Linked DNA regions of Homo sapiens: region 1 is linked to region 2. The links are chromatin contacts, found by Hi-C in ENCODE. All regions are on one chromosome and are shown on one strand. The core of a region is the stretch at or near the end of the contact, and the rest is flanking DNA. Distances in the headings are between cores, read along the strand shown.

Evidence for each region. A loop is a pair of places that touch in the nucleus more often than their neighbours do. Pooled maps may share reads with other maps.
Region 1: a loop to region 2 is called in a pooled map, with 11 times the contacts of the local background. The contact joins the promoter of APOL2 here to the promoter of IFT27 in region 2. A Hi-C loop is called at or near these places in 9 of 50 pooled maps.

The regions. Positions count from the first base shown.
Region 1 is chr22:36,238,224-36,245,606 of GRCh38, forward strand. APOL2 (apolipoprotein L2) reads right to left here and starts at 1,304. Exons shown (of 5, transcript NM_030882.4): 1 at 1,218-1,304. RefSeq lists enhancers at 231-745, 1,283-1,532, 1,543-1,592.
Region 2 is chr22:36,770,799-36,777,899 of GRCh38, forward strand. IFT27 (intraflagellar transport 27) reads right to left here and starts at 5,321. Exons shown (of 7, transcript NM_001177701.3): 1 at 4,876-5,321. The coding sequence starts at 4,909. RefSeq lists silencers at 4,883-4,942, 5,073-5,122 and enhancers at 5,021-5,584, 5,363-5,622, 6,150-6,713.

The DNA.
Region 1 (7,383 bases), core at 54-2,553, 540 kb before region 2:
GGCATTACTTGAACTAAAAGCAACCAGCCTCTGGATGACATGGCCCAGCTTCAGTTTCACTTTCAGTTGAGAAATTGAATTTAATTTTTCTTTCTATCTTGATGGGCATCTCTTTTTGGTGAAGAACAAATAAGACCATGACTCATATTTCACAGAAATTACCCCCCTGATTTCATGGACTTTTGGCAGCTCTATCAAGTTTTTTAGAGGGGAAAAATCTTAGGCTGGGAGGGGAGGTGACTTGCCCAGAGTCACACAGCTCTTGGAGGGCAGAGGGGAGGCCAACATCTGCCCTTGTGACTCTGATATTGAAGCAAAAATGGGTGATTTTAATAATCCAACAGTGTCCAGGTTTGATTCTGCTTCTACAAACACAGAGACCTAAGCTCTCACTCCTGTAGTTATACTCACAATTCCACAGTGTGGCTTTTGAATCTCATGATTGCAAAGCTGGCATCATGCCACAGGTACCATTCTGCAATGCGACCTTCTCACTCCCCTGTCTCAGCCATGTTTCCCATTAGGGACACAGCACAGCCTGTTTCTTCTCTATCAGCTCAGAGGTCTGAACAGAGGGACAGAGGTGAGGGCCAGAGACGTGAAGTCCTATGATCTGCCTGCTCAGCCTCCTGACACGGGACCCTGGCAAGTCATTCCCCTCCCAGGGCCTCAGTTTCCCCACAGGGCCTGGCACAAGTAGGTGCTCAGACTCAGGGTGAGTGAGACAACCTCTGAGTTCCTTGTGTCTCAAAAGAAATCTGTTGTTCCCATTGGGCTTCAGCAGCAGCACCCTGGGGCCAGCCTGGGTGTGGCCCGGCCACAAGGACATGCCGGGCTCCAGGTCACCTCCCCTCCTCCACCTTCTTTGATTCCTTCAAATTTCCCAAAGAGATGGGCACCCCCAACACCTACCTTTCTTCTGGGGTCAGCTGGCCGTGTCTGAGGGTGTCAGAACCAGAGCTGAGCCCGGGGAGCTTTGTGAACCCATCTAAGCTGTTTTCCCCACCTCTCTCTACAGTTTACCCGCCCAGCAGGAGGGAGGGAGCAATCAGACTCAAGCCTGGGTGCAAATCCCGGCTCTGCCACTGCTTTCCTGTCTGATCTGAACCAGCTACCTAACCTCTCTGAGCTTATCTACAAAAGCTGAATGATCCTTCCCTTATAGAGCTATTGCAAGAATAAGGACATGGGGGTAGATCACACTATCCCCAACTTACCAAGGGATCTTCCTCTGACAGAGACTGAGCAAGATCCAACTGTTCTGAGCTGTGTGGATCCCACGTCCAGCTGTGCATCTGTGTAATAACCAGACACGTCCTCCGGCCTCCCAGATATACCCTGGAATTCGAAAGGGAAAGTGAAAGTCACAACTTCCCAGCAGCTCATGACCAAGCACAGTAAACACGCTGCTCCCCAGCACCACCTGCAGTCCAGGCCCAGCCTCCTTGCTGCTGCACTTAGAGGAGCAGCCGCAGACCAGACATCCGGGTCCCTCTCATCCAACCCACCTGCCTCACATCCTCAGGATTCAAGGTCTGCTGTGTCAGCTGCCCATGTCTCAGGCAGTCAGAACCAGAGTTGAGCCTGGGGAGTTTTTTGAACCCATCTGAGCCGCTTGCCCCCCAACCCCCGCCCCGATCTCTGCAGTTTAAGGGCACAGCAGGTGGGGGAGAGAAGTCAGACTCAAGCCTCAGTGCAATTCCAGGCTCTGCCCCTGTTTTACTGTCTGATCTGAACTAGTTACCTAACCTTTCTGAGCTCAAGAAAGACCTGCCACTGACTGACCGTGGGGCTCTCCAGATTACTCCCCGTCCTTCCGTTCCCCCACATTCCTCAGATGCCTGCCTTACTCCCACACATGCCATCAGCATCAGCACAGTCCCCCACACATGCTGGGTGGATGCTTATTGCATATTTATTGTAATGCTTCTGAGGTTATGTTTTCTGTTATGTTTTTGATATAGAGTCTTGCTCTGTAGCCCAGGCTGGAGAGCAGTGGCACAATCATAGCTACTTCAAGTGGCACAATCAAGCCATCCTCCCATCTCAGCTTCCGAGTAGCTGGGATTACAGGTGCCTGCCACTACACCCAGCTAATTTTTTGTAATTTTAGTAGAGATGGGGTTTCACCATCTTGGCCAGGCTGGTCTTGAACTCCTGACCTCAAGTGATCCACCTGCCTTGGCCTCCCAAAGTGCTGGGATTACAGGTGTGAGCCACGGCGCCCAGCCCATTGTATCCTTCTTGTGACTTTGTGTCTTCATAGCTTAGCTCCTACTAATAAATGAGAACATACAATATTTGGTTTTCCATTCCTGAGTTACTTCACTCAGAATAATGGTGTCCAACTTCATCCAGATTGTTACGGATGCCATTATTCCCTTCCTTTTTACAGCTGAGTAATATTCCATGGCATATACATATATAGGGGTGTGTGTGTGTGTGTGTGTGTGTGTATATACACACACATTTTCTTCATCCACTTGTTGGCTGATGAGCATTTAGGTTGGTTCCATATTTTTTCGGTTGCAAATTATGCAGCTATAAACATGCATGTGCGAGTATCTTTTTTATATAATAACTTTTCTCCTCTGGGTAGATACCCGGTAGTGGGATTACTGGATCAAATGGTATTCTACTTTTAGTTTTTTAAGGAGTTGCCATACTGTTTTCCATAGTGGTTGTACTAGTTTACATTCCCACCACCAGTGTAAAAGTTTTCCCTTGTCACCATATTCACACCATTTTAGCTAGGCTGGTCTTGAACTCCTGACCTCAAGTGATCCACCTGCTTTGGCCTCCCAAAGTGCTGGGATTACAGGTGTGAGCCACTGCACCCTTCTATTCTTCTTTGATTTTTAAATTATGGCCATTCTTGCAGGAGTAAGGTGGCAACTTATTGCAGTTTTAATTTGCATTTCTCTGATAATTAGTGACGTTGAGCACATTTTCATATTTTTTTGGCCATTTCATTTTGTATATCTTCTTTTGAGAATTGTCTATTCATGTCCTTTGCCCACTTTTTGATGGGATTATTTTTTTTTTCTTGCTGATTTGTTTGAGTTCCTTGTAGAAACTGGATATTAGTCCTTTGTCAAATGCACAGTTTGCAAATATTTTCTCCCACTTTGAGGGTTGTCTGTTTTCTCTGCTGATTATTTATTTTGCTGTGCAGAAGCTTTTTACTTTAATTAGGTCCCATCTCTTTATTTTTGTTTTCGTTGCATTTATTTTTGGGTTCTTGGTCCTGAATTCTTTGCCTAAGCCAATGTCTGGAGGAGTTTTTCCGATGTTATCTTCTAGAATTTTTATGGTTTCAGGTTTTAGATTTAAGTCTTTGATCCATCTTGAGTTGATTTTTGTATGAGGATACTGTTTCATTCTTCTACATGTGGCTTGCCAATTATCCTGGCACCATTTGTTGAATAGGGTGTCCTTTCCGCACTATACGTTTTTCTTTGCTTTGTCAAAGACTAGTTAGCTGAAAGTATTTGGCTTTATTTCTGGGTTCTCTATTCTGTTCCCTTGATCTATGTGCCTATTTTTATACCGGTACCATTCTGCCATTATGTACCTTTTTTTTTTTTTTTTTTTTTTTTTTTTGAGATGGAGTCTCTCTCTGTCACCCAAGCTGGAGTGCAGTGGTGCGATCTTGGCTCGCTGCAAGCTCCACCTCCTGGGTTCATGCTATTCTCCTGCCTCAGCCTCCCGAGTAGCTGGGACTACAGGCGCCCACCACCACACCTGGCTAATTTTTTTTTTTTTTTTTTTTTGTATTTTAGTAGAGATGGGGTTTCACTGTGTTAGCCAGGATGGTCTCGATCTCCTGACCTCGTGATCTGCCTGCCTTAGCCTCCCAAGGTGCTGGGATTACAGATGTGAGCCACTGCACCCAGCCCTTGTACCTTTTAAGTGAACCATTTAGCCCATTTTCATTCAATGTTAGTATTGAGATATAAAGTGCTGTTCTATTCATCAGGCAAGTTGTTGCCTAAATACCTTATTTTTTTCATTGTGTTATTGTTTTATAGGCCCTAAGGCTTATAAAACAATATGCTGTAAGGAGGTTCTATTTTGGTGTATTTCGAGGTTTTGTTTCAAGACTTAGAACTCCGTTTAGCATTTCTTGTAGTACTGGCTTGGTAGTGGCGAATTCTTTCAGCATTTGTTTGTCTGAAAAAGACTTTATCTCTCCTTCATTTATGAAGCTTGGTTTTGCTGGATACAAAATTCTTGACTAACAATTATTTTGTTTAAGGAGGCTAACAACAGGACTCCAGTCCCTTCTGGCTTGTATGGTTTCTGCTGATAAATTAGCTGTTAATCTCATAGATTTTCCTTTACAGGTTACCTTATGCTTTTGTCTCACAGCTCTTAAGATTATTTCCTTCTTCTTGACTTTAGATACCCTGATGACATGTGCCTAGGTGAGGATCATTTTGTGATGAATTTCCCAGATGTTCTTTGAACTTCTTGTATCTGGATATCTAGATCTCTAGCAAGGCCAAGGAAGTTTTCCTCAATTATTCCCTCAAATAAGTTTTCCAAACTTTTAGATTTCTCTTCATCCTCAGCAACACCAATTATTCTTAAATTTGGCCATTTAACATAATCTCAAATTTCTTGGAGGCTTTGCTCATTTTTTAAAATTCTTTTTTCTTTGTCTTTGTCTGATTGGGTTAATTTGAAAGCTGTGTCTTCAAGCTCTGAAGTTCTTTCTTCTACTTGTTCTAGTCTATTGTTGAAACTTTCCAGTGCCTTTTGTATTTCTTTCAGTGTGTCTTTCATTTCCAGAAGCTGTGATTGTTTTTTCTTTGTGATATCTATTTCTCTGGAGAATTTTCATCCATATTCTGTATTTTTTAAAATTTCTTTAAGTTGGTTTTCACCTTCCTCTGCTATCTCCTTGAATAGCTTAATAATCAACCTTCTAAATTCTTTATATGGCAATTCAGAGATTTTTTGTTGGCTTGTATCTATTGCTGGGGAGCTAGCAATAGCTTTGGGGGGTGTTATAGAAATATGTTTTGTCATATTACCAGAATTACTTTTCCGGTTCCTTCTCATTTGGGTAGACTATTTCAGTGGAAAGATCTGAAACTCAACTCCTTCTGTTCAGGTTCTTTTGTCCCACGGGTTATTCCTTGATGTGGTACTCTCCTTCTCCTAGGAATAGGGCTTCCTGAGAGCCAGACTGCAGTGATTGTTATTGCTCTTCTGGGTATAGCCACCCACTGGGGCTATACCAGCCTTTGGGTTGGTGCTGGGGAATGTCTGCAAAGAGTCCTGTGATGTGATCATCTTCTGGTCTCCTAGCCATGGATACCAGCACCTACTCTGGTGTAGGTGACAGGCGAGTGAAGTAGACTCCGTGAGAGTCATTGGTTGTAGTTCTCTTTAGTGTGCTGTTTTCTCCAATGCTGGTTATGCTAGCAGTGAAGCTGTCATGTGGAGAGACTGAGGACCTCTGGTCAGTCAGGATGTTGCGGGCAGTGGTATTAGCTCTTGTCTTCTCCTTCCTGGGAATAGGGTTATTCTGTCATGAGTTGCTGTAATGGCCTGAGTTGGTTGGTCTCCAGCCAGGAAGTGGCACTTTCAAGAGAGCACCAGCTGCGGTAGTAGAAGGGAGATACAAGCTTGCCCTAGGTTGACCAGGGTAAGTATTCTAGTTTCTCAGGTGATTGGCAGGGCCATAAAGCTCCCACGAGTTTATGTCTTTTGTGTTCAGCTACCAGGATAAGTAGAGAAATACCATCAGGTGGAGGGCAGGGTTAGCTGGGTCTGAGCTCAGACTTTCCTTAAGCAGGGCTTGCTGCGGCCACTGTGAGGGATGCAGATTGTCCTAAGGCCAATGGGGTTTGTTACAGAGGGGATTATGGCTGCCTCTGCTGTGCCATATAGTTCGCCAGGGAAGTGGGGGATAGCTGGCAGCGAGAGGCCTCACCCAGATCACATGCAGTTGGCAAGGCTGGCCTTGCTCCCGCAGTGCCCCACTAACAATGCCAAGTTTAGATTCAGGCAGCCTGTGCGCAGAACTCAGACCTTGTCCCAGGCCATAAGCTTCTCCACTGAGAAAGCAAGCATGGCTTTCAGGCCTTGCCTCTCCCCATCTGCCCACAGTGTCAGTGGTGGCTCCTGGGCTCATATTTGCAGAAGTTCCTGTTCTCCCCCTGGATTCTGCTCAAGAAAATTCAAGCCCAGTAGAAATTATTAGAAAATCCATCTGGAAGCTTCTTTCACCCTGTGACCCCTCCCAAATTCTGCTGGCTGCTTTCCCCAAAGGCCTCTGTGAGATACCGCCAGGGATGGTGCCCTGGGCTTGAGCTGGACACTGGGAATGCCTACAGGATTCTTCCCACTTCTGCTTCTACTTTTACATTTTGCATGGTTCTCTGAATCCATTTCAGCTATGGGTAAGGTTAAATCCCTCTCCTGTAATCTGGATTTTCAGATTCCCCAGGGGCGATGTGTGTTTGGAGGCAGATTTTCCCTCCCTCACACTTTGGGAACTCCCAGTTTTTTGCCTGTCTCATAGAATTGGCAAGGAGCATGCCACTTCTTTCAAAGGATCTGTGAATTCTTTCAGTTTTCCTGGTACATTCCTGTGGTGGTTCTTGGCACACATTATTACATGATGTGGGTCTCCACATGCTGTCCGGTCCTTCCAAGTGGGAGCTGCATGTTAGCCCTGTCTCCTATCTGCCATCTTCCTCAGACTTCTAACATTAACTTTTAAAAAGCTTGGTGGGAAGAGACCAGGGCCAAAGTTCTCCTTCTTGGAGATGAAAGCCAAGAAGCACTTCCTTTGGGACAAGTCAGAAAAATCCTGACCAAATCAATGTGTGTTCCTGGCGATTCTGGCCCAGGCCTATTTCCTCCCCATCTGAGGAATTGCACAAACACAGCAGAACCCTTCTGCTGGCCCAGGACATGGAGAGGCTGGAGTGAAGTTGATCAGAGCTGGGATGGATCCTGGCTTCTGTCCCTGCACAGCTGTGGGCCTCTAGGATTATGCCTTGGAGACTGGCATCTGGCGTCTGGCATCTGTCCAATGGGAATAGTAATTCAATCATATAGGAGGATGGTGAAGGCCTTAGAGTGAACTCCAGGTCAAAGGTGGGGGACCAAGTACCATGATCCTGCCGAAAAGTCCAGATAGACCTGGACCAGGGGCAGAACCAGGGGTCAGGATGGGCATAAGTGGGCCTAATTGGAAGGTAAGTAGGAAGGCTGGGACACCAGGGCCAGGACTAGGGTGAGAGGAGGGAGGCACCAAGGACACCAAACGTAAGGAGGTCATTGACTTGCAGAGGACACATGAGTGGGAGAGGGATATTTCTTCCCTCCCTGATTTGATCCCATCAGTGATTGGCATAGTGGGCC
Region 2 (7,101 bases), core at 4,071-6,570:
TCACTGCTGGGTTTCTATCTCAGCCCCAAGCCCATCCTTCCACAGTGTGCAGGGGAGGGGCCTCTGCAGACACATTTCTCCCTTGCTAGGAGCTTCCTGTTAGGCTCTGCCAATGGGAGTTCTGGAAGAAGAAGGGAAGGCTGGAGTCGGGGGAGAGGACACTGCTCTTCCCGCCTGCTTCTCCTTTTTCTTAGTACTACCCTAGCAATGGCCTGCACCCCAGCAGCACTAACTGCTTCCTGTCTTGGGGTGTGTGTGTGTGTGTGTGTTTCCCTACTCCCAGACCAGCTTATTGTTGCCCCCAGAGGAAACAGCGCCAGCGGGCAGTGCCCTCTTCTCAGAGATCCACACCTTGGCTCCCAGGGCCCCTCCTCCCTGCTTCTGGGCTGAGAGCCCCACATGCTTCCCTCTGCTTCCCCAGCCCAAGAGGTGGTGCTCCTTCCTGCAGTTACTACCCGTGCTGCCTCAGTTTCCCCCTTTTCCTCTTCCAGTCCTCTAGCACCAGTGTCATTCACATCCTACTGAAATCCTCACTGTTGAAATGCCGAGTAGAGTTGCTGGTTTTTGCCTGGCCCCTGACTTATGTAGTCCTTGGTACCAGGAGTGGTCTTAAAACATGGACCCTCCAGGATGGTTTGGAACTGGTTTGGTGTGTCTTGCCCTGAACACAGGGCTGGGCTCCTCCCAGTGGGAAATGGGTCCTGGTGCTCTGTGGCATGTGCTGGGGTCACGCGGCAGGTGACTGAACTCCTGAGGTGCCGGGACCAGCCGGGCAGGGCCCCTTCCTCAGGGGTCCGGATCCCAGCTCCCTGGGTCTCTTCAAGCTTCTGACAACCCCGACCTCTGCCCGCCAATCTGTGTCAACTCAATGCTGCCTTCTTGCTTCCTCAGTTCTCCAACACTTGATGAAGCAATTCCATACATTAAAATTTCTCTGCTGAAATGACGACTGCGTTTTCTGTCTTCCCGACTGTGCCTTGAACACTTCTTTTCTCTTCTTTTTTCTCCCGGCTGTTATCCACCCAGTGGGTGGCATCAACAGGTGGACCCCCATGACACAGTGCCTCCATCTTGGCAAACCTTCACACAAACCCCACTGAGGATTCCTTCATAGCCTACCCATCTCCACGGTCAGCCCTAACCCACCTTCCCACTCTCTCCCTAGTAATCCCTTACCCCAAATCTGGGCTCTGCATTCCTGTTCGCCCAGTCCCTGGAAATTCCTCAAGGCCACCTCCTTCCAGGTACCCCTAGACCAAATTCAAATCCTGTCCATTCTCTGCAAGGAAAGCTCAAAGAATACCCTTCCTGCACAGCCTCTGAAGGCCATCTCTCCCTCCTTCATCTTTATCTGTGTGGCTAACGTGGATCGTTGCTCAGTGGTAGCGCACGATGTGATGTCAGAGCAACCCTCCCAGGAGGCTCTATTACCATCTCCATGTATATCAAGAGGCAGCATATTATGGTACTTAAGGGCACAGACTCTGGAGCCAGACTCCAGCTCCATCACTTTCTAGCTGTGTGAGTTTAAATCAGTTACTTAACCTCTCTGTGCCTCAGCTGCAACATGTATAACCTAAGATAATCATAGCACCTACCCCACAGAATTGTTATGAGGATTTAATGAGTTAATATGCACAGTGCCTGGCATATATAAGTACTATTTAAGTGTTTTTTTAAAAGTAAACAAAATACAGATCAATGTCAAATGTTGTTTTCTTTCTTCTCCAGAACCAGAACAAGTAGCAGCTGTGCCTGGAGGCATTTCCCCGCATCTGGCACACAAAGGGCATTCACTTTGTGTTCGCTGTGTTAGAACGTATCACACGCATCTTAGTTCTTCCTTGAGTGCAACTGACTCATGCTTGCAGGCCCACTGCACCTTGCACGGTGACTCTGACGTAGTAGGTGCTCAGCGAGTATCTGTTCAATGCATAAACACTTGAACTGAACGTCAGGTCCTTCAATGACCAGTTATGTGAGAGAAAAAACAGAGTAACTCAGTTTAAACAGTAGGGCTGTGGGTCATGGATGGAAAAATAAAACCAATGGCATGTGTGTGGTGGGGGTGGGTGGACAGGTGTCAGAGGGGGCTGATTTCTGGGCTGAGGTCTTTTGGTCCCTGGAAACTTCCAAGAGGAAATGCTGTGGAATCCCTGAAAAGAGGCTGCAGATTGAGGCGCAGGCTGGAGTTCAGGAGCCACTAACTAGGCAGTGGCTGCACTCAGGTGAAAGAACTACCCAAGGGAGTTGGGGGTAAAGAAGGGCACAAAGAGGCCGGGCATAGTGGGTGGCTCACGCCTGTAATCCCAGCACTTTGGGAGGCTGAGGCAGGTGGATCACTTGAGGTCTGGAGTTCAAGACCAGCCTGACCAACTGGTGAAACCCCATCTCTACTAAAAATACAAAAATTAACTGGGCATGGTGGTGTGTGCCTGTATCCCCGGCTGCTCGGGAGGCTGAGGCAGGGAATCATTTAAACCCAGGAGGTGGAAGTTGCAGTGAGCTAAGGTTGTGCACCACTGCACTCCAGCCTGGGAGACAGAGTGAAATTACGCCTCAAAAAAAAAGGTCCGGGCACAGTGACTCACGCCTGTAATCCCAGCACTTTGGGAGGCCGAGGCGGGCAGATCACCTGACGTCAGGAGTTCAAGACCAGCCTGGCTAACATGGTGAAACCCAGTCTCCACTAAAAAATACAAAAAATTAGCTGGGTATGGTGGTGGGCGCCTGTAATCCCAGCTACTTGGGAGGCTGAGGCAGAAGAATCGCTTGAACCCAGGAGGTGGAGGTTGCAGTGAGCTGAGATTGTGCCATTGCACTCCAGCTTAGGCAATGAGAGTGAAACTCCGTCTCAAAAAAAAAAAAAAAAAAAATAGAAGGACACAGAGGAGCACTACTTGAGGACAGAGTAGCTTGGGCTAAAGCCCTGGAAATCAGATTGGGACCCAGGGTCTGGATCATACAGCTCTGCCACTTCCAGCTCTGTGACCCATGGCAAATGTTCTCATTTTTCTGGGCCTCAGTTGCCTCATCTGTAAATGAGGATGGCAATAATGCCAATCCCACAGGGTTGCTATGAGGATTCAATGAGACCACCTGTATTGAGGGTCTAGCAGAGCTGATGCACCCAAAGCGCCAGTAAGTTAGCTCCATGATGAAAACCGAATTTAAAAAGAACCCAGAGAGAAGCCCATTTAAAAAAAAAAGTAACTTCAGAAAATAATGTTCCCACCTTATCCATAAGGAAATTAAAGCTCAAAAAGTGCTTCGTCCAAGATGACACAGCCAATAAGAGGAACAGGCAAAATTACTTTTGTTACACAACACTGCCTCCTCTGGTGCTCTGGAAACTGGAGATTCTCCTGAGAACCATTAATTTATTTTGCTCCAGTATGATTCAGTTACTACTGTCAGTCATCTTTCTGTGTGACCCTTTTATTTTCAAATTATAAAAGCCATTAAAAATATTATCATTTATTCTCAGTCTGGAAGAGGGGAATTTTTTAAAACAGGAATCTCTTTTTCTCTATATAATTTCTCACCACTTCTTTCCTGAGCTGGCCAGGGAAGCCTGGAAAGGTCACAGGTTTCAACAGAAACACGAGTTAAGAGTTTTGGAGTTGGCCAGATCTAGGGGCTGAAATCCTGCATAGGGCCTTCACTAGGGGTTGACCTTGGCTGACATCTCTCAGTGCCTCAGTAAGATCAGAACAATCCAGTACCTGGCCGGGCGCAGTGGCTCATGCCTGTAATCCCAGCACTTTGGGAGGCCGAGGTGGGTGGATCACCTGAAGTCAGGAGTTCGAGACCAGTCTGGCCAACATGGTGAAACCCCAGCTCTATTAAAAATACAAAAAAAAATTAGCCGGGCATGGTGGCTTGCGCCTGTAATCCCAGCTACTTGGGAGGCTGAGGCAGGGGAATTGCTTGAACCAGGGAGGTGGAGGTTGCAGTGAGCCGAGATTGCGCCACTGCCCTCCAGCCTGGGCAACAGCGTGAGACTCCGTCTCAAAAAAAAAAAAAAAAAAGAAAAACAATCCAGTACCTAGCCCAGTGTGCTATGGTGAGACGATTACATGAAATATGTGTGCTTCACATGCAGTAAGCACTCAGTAACATGCATATGTGTTTCGCAGTCTATAATCCAAAATATTGTTTTTCTAAATGTGCAGACTGATACAAGGGGTACACTACAAATGTGCATGCCACATATTCACATATTCATCCATTCTAAAAGTATTTATTGAGTACCTACTATGTTCCAGGCATTGTTCTGGGTGCTTGGGATGTATCAGTCAACAAAACAAAGATTCCTGCCTTTGGGAGACTCAACATTTATGCCCTTCTTGGAGTGGGGCAGCACAGTAACTTTGGGTCTTAAAGACAACACACAAGTGCCTTTTGCAAACTCTGGTCACTACACTCAGGTCACCGTTATCAGAGGGGGTGAGGTCGGGGGAAAAATCCCATAGTAAAGACTACCAAAGTCACTGATGCCTAACTTTGGGGTACAGTATATGTTTAGCTGAAGCACTCAAGGTTTGCTTAAGCTTTGTTTGTTTTGTTTTGTTTTAACAAGTCTGCTTCTCCAGAGTTGTAACTAGTGATTTTTTAACGAGTCACCTCAACTGGTGAAGGTGGTCTCAGAGTATGTGACAGGGAGCAGGGGGAAATCCACTGGAGCTGCGAAGTGCCCTGGAAGATCATTCTTCCACGCCTAACGTAATTTACTGTATCAGTAATTGCAGTAACTCGCCTTTGGGAGAGAGAAAGGAAAAGGTAGGCAATTTAGGTGAACAAAAGCTCTGGATGAATTATGAAGGCTCTGGACTCCAGAGACCACCGTATTCAAGCGCAAGTTTTCAGACTCACCTGCCAGGATGCATTTGGCTGCCAGCTTCACCATGGTAACCAACACTCCCGCGAGCCGTACCCAGAGGACAAGAGCGGCTGCTAGAGACGCGAGTGGGTGGGCTTCGGGCCCTGGGCTGGCCTGGGACGGGAAGGTGGGGAGGGGAGGGCTGATCTCAAGGGTCAGTGGCCGCGACGGGACTGGGGATGACCGAGCCCGGCCCTTCTGGGCCGGGGGCGGATATCGGGCGCTGGGGGCGGGTGGGCAGGGGAGGGCTCCAGGTGGGCCCGGCTCGAGGCCTGACACGGCAGTCTGAAAAGGTGCAAGCGAGCGGACACGGCCTGTGCTCCCCGCCCAGCCCCTCAGCACAGCCCTACCCAGAGGGTTCAAGGAAGGACGATCCGGCTCTCCTCCGATCACAAGTACCGGGCCGGATGCACTCTCCAAGCAACCATAGCCCACCTGCCCCGCCTCCTCCTCCTCCTCGCTGACCCTCGATTGGTTGCCGCCAAAAGCTCCCACCCTCAAGGTCTCACAAAAATCCAATGGGAGTAGAGAGCTGGGATAACAGCCTTTTCTTGAGATGCAATTCGTAGAGTTATCAGTTCTTCAAGTTCAGTCTGCTTGACGAGTGGTTGTAATTGACGTCAACCAGCTTTATATCCCGCCCCCGCTGCGCCTGAGAGTCCCGAGATAAAGAAGCCTCCACGTCAAGCAGTCAGAAGCGGTGACAAGAGAAGCTTTCTGATTGGTCAGAGTCTGGCTTGACCCATCTTCGGGAGGAATAGGGATTCGCCACTCCCGCTGTCCTTCTAGAAGTGGGTTCGCCTACAATGGGGCAGGTTGGGCTCTAGGCGGTCTGGAGCGGCGCCTGCGCAGTGGGCCAGGCCGCCGCTGTAGAGGTCGTTTTGACTTGCTCTGACTTCGCGCGGTTCTCGCGGCTTCCCCGGTTCCCGGGTTCTGCACAGCGCGGCTATTAAAGTGCATGGAGAAGTGCAGTCCTTGCCCCGCATCCCGCAGGGAAATCTCATTTTAAAAGCTCAAAGATGTAATGAGCGTTAAAATCTAAAATATGAAGGTGTTTTATTAAAGTGATGTTTGTGAACAAAGGGAGAACAAATACACTTTGATGGGGCTAAGCGGTGAGACTCGGAAACTTGAAGTCGTACTTTGCTCTTAGTCCATTTACTCTCTGCAAAAGGAGAATGCATCACTAACCTCGTTTGCCCGTCACCCAGGGAGGCTCTCTGTACGCGTTTACTGGGTTGGGGGTGCCTCTTGCACGTGGTTAGGGGGTCAGAGACCTAAATCCCTGGCCTGGACAAGTCACCTCATCCCTCAGCCTCAGGATGGGCCTAGGAGAACCCGCCTTGTGGGGTGGTTGTGGAGATGGAAGGAGAGAAACGTATGAGTGCCTGGGAGATAGTAGGTGCACACGTGATTGTGGGGTGGATGGGAGAGCGGAAGCTTATCTGGACAGATTTGGTTTATCATCACTGTCACTGGTTGGCCGAATGTACCCCTTGTTCTCACTTTCTCAGGGCCCCTGGGATTCTGATGGCTGATGCTGAAGGGAAGAGCAGCCCCTCAGCAAAGGTGCCTGTGCGAAAGTTCCACATTCCCTCCAGACACCTAGAACATTCCACCTCTCCGCCACTCTGCATCTCAGAGTGGCTGCCAGCCTTGTGTGGGGGAATAAACACACACACTCTATGAATGGCTGATGGTTTCAGCCCCGAATCCAGAGTAAATGCAAGTTGTCTGAGATGTTCTTTCCTTGGGATTCATTCCTGGCGCTACGGTAAAGGTCTGTTTCTCCTTCATTTCTCGTAACTGCTTTTCTTCTTTGGTGACATCACGTGAGTCTGTCTCAGACATCCAGGTCTGAGTGAGCAAAAAGCCTCTTTCTGGTCTTCTGCCTTCCTCTTGCCGGCTCCCCTCCAGGCCAACCTGTTCACCATGAGTGACCCTGTTAATCCCTTAAAGGACCCCATTTGGTGAGTCACCCTCCCGAGGCAGCTCCACGTAGCTAAGACACAGACACACATCAGGGCAGCCTCCGAAGCCTTGGTTCCTTCATTTTGCGAGGTGGGTAATGACAGAGCCGGAGCATAGCCATCTTGGACAAGCACTGCCATTTTAAAGTTCTCCTTGATCAAAAACGGCCTAAATTCAACCCAAAGGGCATCAGCCTAATGGCTAATGTCAGAATGACCATAAACCACAAGTGACATCTCCAATCAGAA